Regions from separate parts of the Homo sapiens genome. Here region 2 is linked to region 1. Evidence: chromatin loops called from intact Hi-C (ENCODE). Cell type or tissue: PC-9. All regions are shown on one strand. Links, peaks and the distances in the headings refer to the core of each region. The heading gives the core; the rest is flanking DNA.

Evidence for each region. A loop is a pair of places that touch in the nucleus more often than their neighbours do. Peaks named below come from ENCODE experiments on the same cell type or tissue, not always from the same donor. Only the 100,000 strongest peaks of a DNase experiment are listed, where the experiment ranks them.
Region 2: a loop joins it to region 1, with 2.6 times the contacts of the local background. A loop is called at or near these places in 2 of 110 quality-filtered maps.

What each region holds. Positions count from the first base shown.
Region 1 is chr20:54,218,317-54,221,237 of GRCh38, forward strand. PFDN4 (prefoldin subunit 4) reads left to right here. Exons shown (of 4, transcript NM_002623.4): 4 at 703-1,645. The coding sequence ends at 834. Among named protein-coding and RNA genes, the nearest start is that of PFDN4, 12 kb to the left of the region's middle. In PC-9, for the core only: CTCF peaks have their summits at 1,698 (motif pointing right) and 1,898; a DNase peak (open chromatin) is centred at 1,705; H3K27ac peaks cover 403 bases.
Region 2 is chr20:54,381,192-54,384,112 of GRCh38, forward strand. No RefSeq gene overlaps it. Among named protein-coding and RNA genes, the nearest start is that of DOK5, 93 kb to the right of the region's middle. In PC-9, for the core only: no CTCF peak of the experiment used is centred there; a DNase peak (open chromatin) is centred at 1,410.

The DNA of each region.
Region 1 (2,921 bases), core at 153-2,652:
TTTGGAATTGTATTTTCTTTTTTTTAATTATAAATTGACAATTTATAATTGTATAAATTTATGGTGTAAAACGGGATGTTATAATTTATTAATACAATATGGAATAATTAAATCAAGATAGTTAACATGTCTATCACCTCAAATACTTAGAAAATATCTGAGTTTTCACTGGGCAAAGCTGCTCTTTCTTACAAATGAGGCACTTTTTACCACTCTTTTCCAAAGTTTAGCTCCAGAGGCCTCAAAGTTAGTGAAAATTTCTGCCAGATTTGGATCATAAGTTGTTCTTCTTAATTATTGGTGGTTGGTGGTGTGAGTTTCTATCATTTCCTGTAGTCTCATAGTTATTTTTGTTGTTGGAAAAAGCTGGGTTAGAAGCCAGCAGGCCCAGGATAAACTATTTATAGAAGTCTTTGTATTTGGTTCTTTGTTAGGAAATAATTTAGACAGTAATTTTTTACTATTTTTTAGATCAGCAGAAACTGAGAAAACAAACTTGATTTATTCTGTGATAAGCAGATATGGACCATGAATTAAAAATGCCCACATTCAGACATTTAGATCTAATTATCAGTGTTACTTAGCTGCCTGTCCAAGTTTAGAAGGTTCTTGACCTAAAATTCTTCCCAAATATTATTTCAGACACAGATGCTCAGAAATCATCCTATTGAATAGAATTAATTTAAAATATTTTTTTTCCAGAAAAATTTGCAAGAAGAAATTGACGCCTTAGAATCCAGAGTGGAATCAATTCAGCGAGTGTTAGCAGATTTGAAAGTTCAGTTGTATGCAAAATTCGGGAGCAACATAAACCTTGAAGCTGATGAAAGTTAAACATTTTATAATACTTTTTTTATTTGTTTAATAAACTTGAATATTGTTTAAAATGATAATTTTCCTTCTTCAAATGACATGGAAAGCAAAACTTTCTTTTTTAAAAATTTTCATTTATTTAATGGAAACTTGCCCATTTTCACATGTCTGCTTATTTATTTTATATTTTTAAAAGAAGACAGTATTCACCTATGTATTTTGCATAACGATTATATCAAGTCTAGGGGCTTCATGTCATGTTATTAAAATCAGTTAAGCAATCTTTTATGTTTCTATATTATTTAGAATATTTGTTGTTGCAATTTTCACATAAGAAAATTTAACAGTTGTGTCATGTTGTTTCTGTCTGATTTTAATTGCTGTCTAATGACGGGGAAAGCACGATGAAAAGATGTACAATCCTGCATCCTTGCTTATTTCACAACTAAAGCTTTGTCATAGACTTCAAAATATATATGTATATATTTTATTTAAATATATGTTACATATTATATTTAAACATACATATTTAACATTTTTTACATATCTATCAATATCAGAGATTTGGGTAAAAGAATGGGTAATGTTTAAACATGTGGAGGCATGTGGAGCTTTATACAAACAGGGCAGAACCACAGAAGAACGTTTTAGAAACCAAGAGATGTGCAGAAAGAAATGTTTAGTGTTTTTTCGTTTTAAATTTTAGATTTTATTTTAGTGCTTTGTAATTAATTGGGGTTTATATTGATAAAGATGTGGAAGTTAAACAGCTATGTATGTAAAAGTAAGGCTTATTTCTTAAATAAAGGATGCATTTCTTCCCACTCCCCCACAAAAGACAAACATTTTGGGATTTGGGAGACCTAAATGTATTAACTTTCCAGCAGATGGCACTGATGTGCCAAATGTGAATGGAAGGATCCTAACACAACAATGAGATTGTTAGGATTAAATATACATAATTTTAGAGGAAATATTTTTAATTTTTAAGGCTAAACTGCATATGTATTTTTTGGTTCAGTGTTTATAAACATGAATTCAGGCTTAAAGATAGATGATTATATAATTTCTAAAATTCTTAATACTATAAAGGCAGTTTTTTCTTTTCTTTTTTTTTTTTGAGATGGCATCTCACTCTGTTGTCTAGGCTGGAGTGCAGTGGTGCGATCTCGGCTCACCGCAACCTCCACTTCCTGGGTTCAAGCGATTCTGCCACCTTAGCTTCCAGAGTAGCTGGGATTACAGGGACTTGTCACCACTCCCAAATAATTGTATTTTTAGTAGAGACATGGTTTCACCATGTTGGCCAGGATGGTCTCCATCTCTTGATCTTGTGATCTGCCCGCCTCGGCTTCCCAAAGTGCTGGGATTACAGGCGAGCCATTGTGCCCGGCCAAAGGCAAATTTTTAAATTGCTGCAAAAATCTTCCCAAATAGTGATATTCCAGTTCTGGAAAATGACTCTTACCAAAAAAATGCAAGGATATTTTTTTCTTGCATCCATTTGGTTAATGTTCAGTTAGAGGATTGAGGCTGGGGAGGTAGTCAATCAAGTTGCAGCAGGAAATAAGATCAGAATAATTTGAGGAAACTCTCACCAAAGTTAACAATGGTGCCGGGTGACCACTAGGGTCCTTTTGGACCCTCAAAGGCCAGGGGAGAGAGCAACTGCCCACTTCACTCCCTGACCAGGGAAAGTTGCTTTTCATCTGGGGAGGAACACAGCCAGCCTGTGTCATACCTGCAGTGGTAGAGCCAGGGGACTAGACATCCTGACCTCATTCTCCCTCCAAAATCCACCTGTGTCCCACCATTGGCCAAACCCAACCAGAATCCGGAGGTGGTCCATAGAAGTCAGTCGCCTGCAGGGCCTGGGAGGGGTGGGGAATGGATAGGTCTGGGGATCCCCCAGTGGAAGATCTAGCATAGGAGGGCGACTAAAGTTTAGCCCTTTAGAAATGTTAACAACGAACACTCGCCTGACATGGGCCAAGAGACTGAACTATGTAATTCACTGGGACTTCAAATTTTGTCCTGCATATTATCAAGAAAACCTAATACAAAAACCCAAATATCTAACATCAGTGGGATGGAAGCGTGTGATGTTG
Region 2 (2,921 bases), core at 127-2,626, 160 kb after region 1:
GGCCAAGAGAGGTAGGAGGATCACCTGATCTCAGGAGTTCAAGACCAGCCTGGGCAAAACAGTGAGACCCTGTCTCAATAAAAAAATAAAAATATATAATAAATAAGTAGATAAAAAAGAAATGTATACTTAATATATATTTTTAAATGGTTGAAAAAACTCAAAAGAACAATAATATTTGTGGCATGTGAAAATGACATGAAATTTAAATTCCTATAAATAAAGTTTTATTGAAAGACAGCCAGGCCCATTCATTTATGCATTTTCTGTGGCTGCTTGTGTGCTACAATGGTAGAGGTGGGTCTTGGTAGTAACGACTGCATGATTCAGAAAGCCAAAATATTTACTATCTGATCCATTATAGAAATAAATGTGCCATCTGCTTCCCTCTGTCTGCCATGGCCCCTGTTGGCTCTCATTCTTCCATTCACCCCTGCAGCCAAATGCTTCCACCTCACCCTCCTCATTGCTGTTCTTTGAACCTGGTGCTGTTCTCTCTGCTCAGACCCTTTGCTTTACTTCTCCCTTGGCTTAAATTTTGCTTTTTGTTTTCGTTATTTTTTGCAGATGTCTGAATGGTTTTCTTTTTCATTCACTTCATGTCTTTATCCAGATCTTTCCTTCTCACTAAGACCTTCTGAGCCATTCTATTTAAAAGTGCCAACCTCCTCCTTCCCACCTCTTTCCCTTTCTGTGGTTAATTTGTCTCCAAAACTTCTCTTTCTCTCACATTCTCAAATTTTTACTTAATTATTTTGCTTATTGTTTGTCTTCACAATCTAGAATGTTAAATTCTATGAGGTCAGGAATTTTTTGTCTTCCTTTTTTTTTCACCTTTTTTTTTTACTGCTAACTTCTTAGGACTAAACCAGTTTCTGGCCCACAGTAGATGCTCAATAAATATTTGTTGTATCAGTGCCTGAATATACATTGAAAACACATGCCTATTTTGTGATGGTGTCATCTATGTACTATATATAGAGAGAGATCTTTGGGTAGGGAGTTTTTTTTTTTTTTTTTTTTTTTTTTAATAGAAGACAAAGTCTTTGGTATTAAATTTGTCTTCACCGTGGTTTTTCTAGATTCTTCCTTTTGAGTGCTTTCCATTCTGCTAACAGGATGAGTACAACCTTCAATTTCCTATTGGTAAAACCATTTCTGTCTGAGGCCAGATCAAACCTGGTGTAGTCAGAGTTTACTGACAAAAGCACCTGAAATTTCTCTTGATTCTGTTCATGGAATTGGCCCTGAATGAGGCTCCTCTTTCTCTTGCCTCATAATCCTGAGTTCAGTTCCTTAAATCGTGTTCACTCCTGTAGCAATAATTGTAAAAATTCACCTTGATTGAATGCTTTCCTTGCCAGGTACTCTACACAGTCACAGATTTATTTACTCCTGAGGGAAGCAGTTGAGTACGAGCAGGTTTTTTTTTTTTTGGAAGAGATCTCAGGTTACACTGCATGAAAGTGGAGAAGTGAGACCTGCAAGGCAGGAAAGCATATAAAGTGTGCAATAAAGGGCAAGTTACCACTGTGGGCAACCAGGGCTCAATCTGCTGGGACCCTCTGGGTGACTATCAGAGCACAACCCGTGTTTGTCTCCCAAGAGATGAGGAAACAGGGGTATTGTTTGAAAGTTATTCCTGGGAAATGACTTTCCAGTCTTGATCCTTCTGATCAGCCTAATGATCAGGCTAAGAACGTGTACTGGCCAGAGACCTCTATCAGGCAGAGAGAAGAAAATCAGCTGTAGCTGTGTACTGTGGATAATCACCTTCAGTTTCTGTGCAGTAGCCCAGGTGATATGGTAGGGCATTGGCAACATCTGCTCAGGCACTTTCCATCATTATCTTCCTTAATTTTCCCAATGACTACATGAGATCAGTCATTACTGCCTCCATTTTACAGACACCCAAACTGAGATTCCGAGAAATATAAGGTGGGCAAGAGTGAAAGAGCCACAATTCCATTTTGAGACTGTCTGATTCCTAATCCTGTGCTTGTGGCCACTGGGCATCCCAACTCTTCCAAAGCCATGTTGCTAAGTGGTCCCCTTCTTAACCACAAAATCCTGCTAATTATTTTTTTGGATCCACTGTCAGCACAGCCATACAAATGTATACTTTCTCTCTTTCAGCCTTTCCATGATCCACCAAACAGCTCCAGCATCCACCCCTACAATAAGTAACATCTGAGGACCTTTCTTCTTCCATTTCCTCCTCAAAATGTCTTTTTTTTTTCTTCTAGTTTCTGCAAGGCTTTTCTCCTCCTTTGCTCTAGGTCTTTGTTCAGATATTGTCTTCTCATTAGGACTTCCCAAACCTTTCTATTTAAAAGCCACACCCTCCTTCCTCACCCTTTTTGCCTAGACTTTAGGCCAGAGGTGGCTTGGAATGAAGCATGGGCTTTGGAATTAGATTCATCTAGCATTGAATGTTGCAGCCAGAGTGTTCTTTTAAAAATGCAAATCTGATCACACCAGCCTCTTCTCCCTCTTCTCCTTTGAAGCACTTACATTACTTTCTGTTGCTCTTAGAACAAAGACCACATTTCTTAACACAACCTCAGGGCCCTGCACGTGCTGCCCACCTCACTAATGTCAAACTACACCCCTTGCTGCTAACCCCCTGACTAACAAAGTAAGTAATATTTCTGTAATTGTTTTGAGTCCTTCAAATGCTGTATGCTCCCTTCTACCACAGGGCCTTTGCACATACTCTTCTTTCTGTCTGAAATACCCTTGTCCTTTCTGATGTTTCAATGATCATCTCAACATCACTTCCTGAAGGAAGTCTTCTCTGATATCACTATATCCTCCATTCCTGTTCTGGGTCAGGTTTGATTTTTTTACAAAATGTGCTCTTTTTCTTCATGACGTTTCTTTCACTTCAATGCCACACTTTTATTTTTATTTTTGTTTAT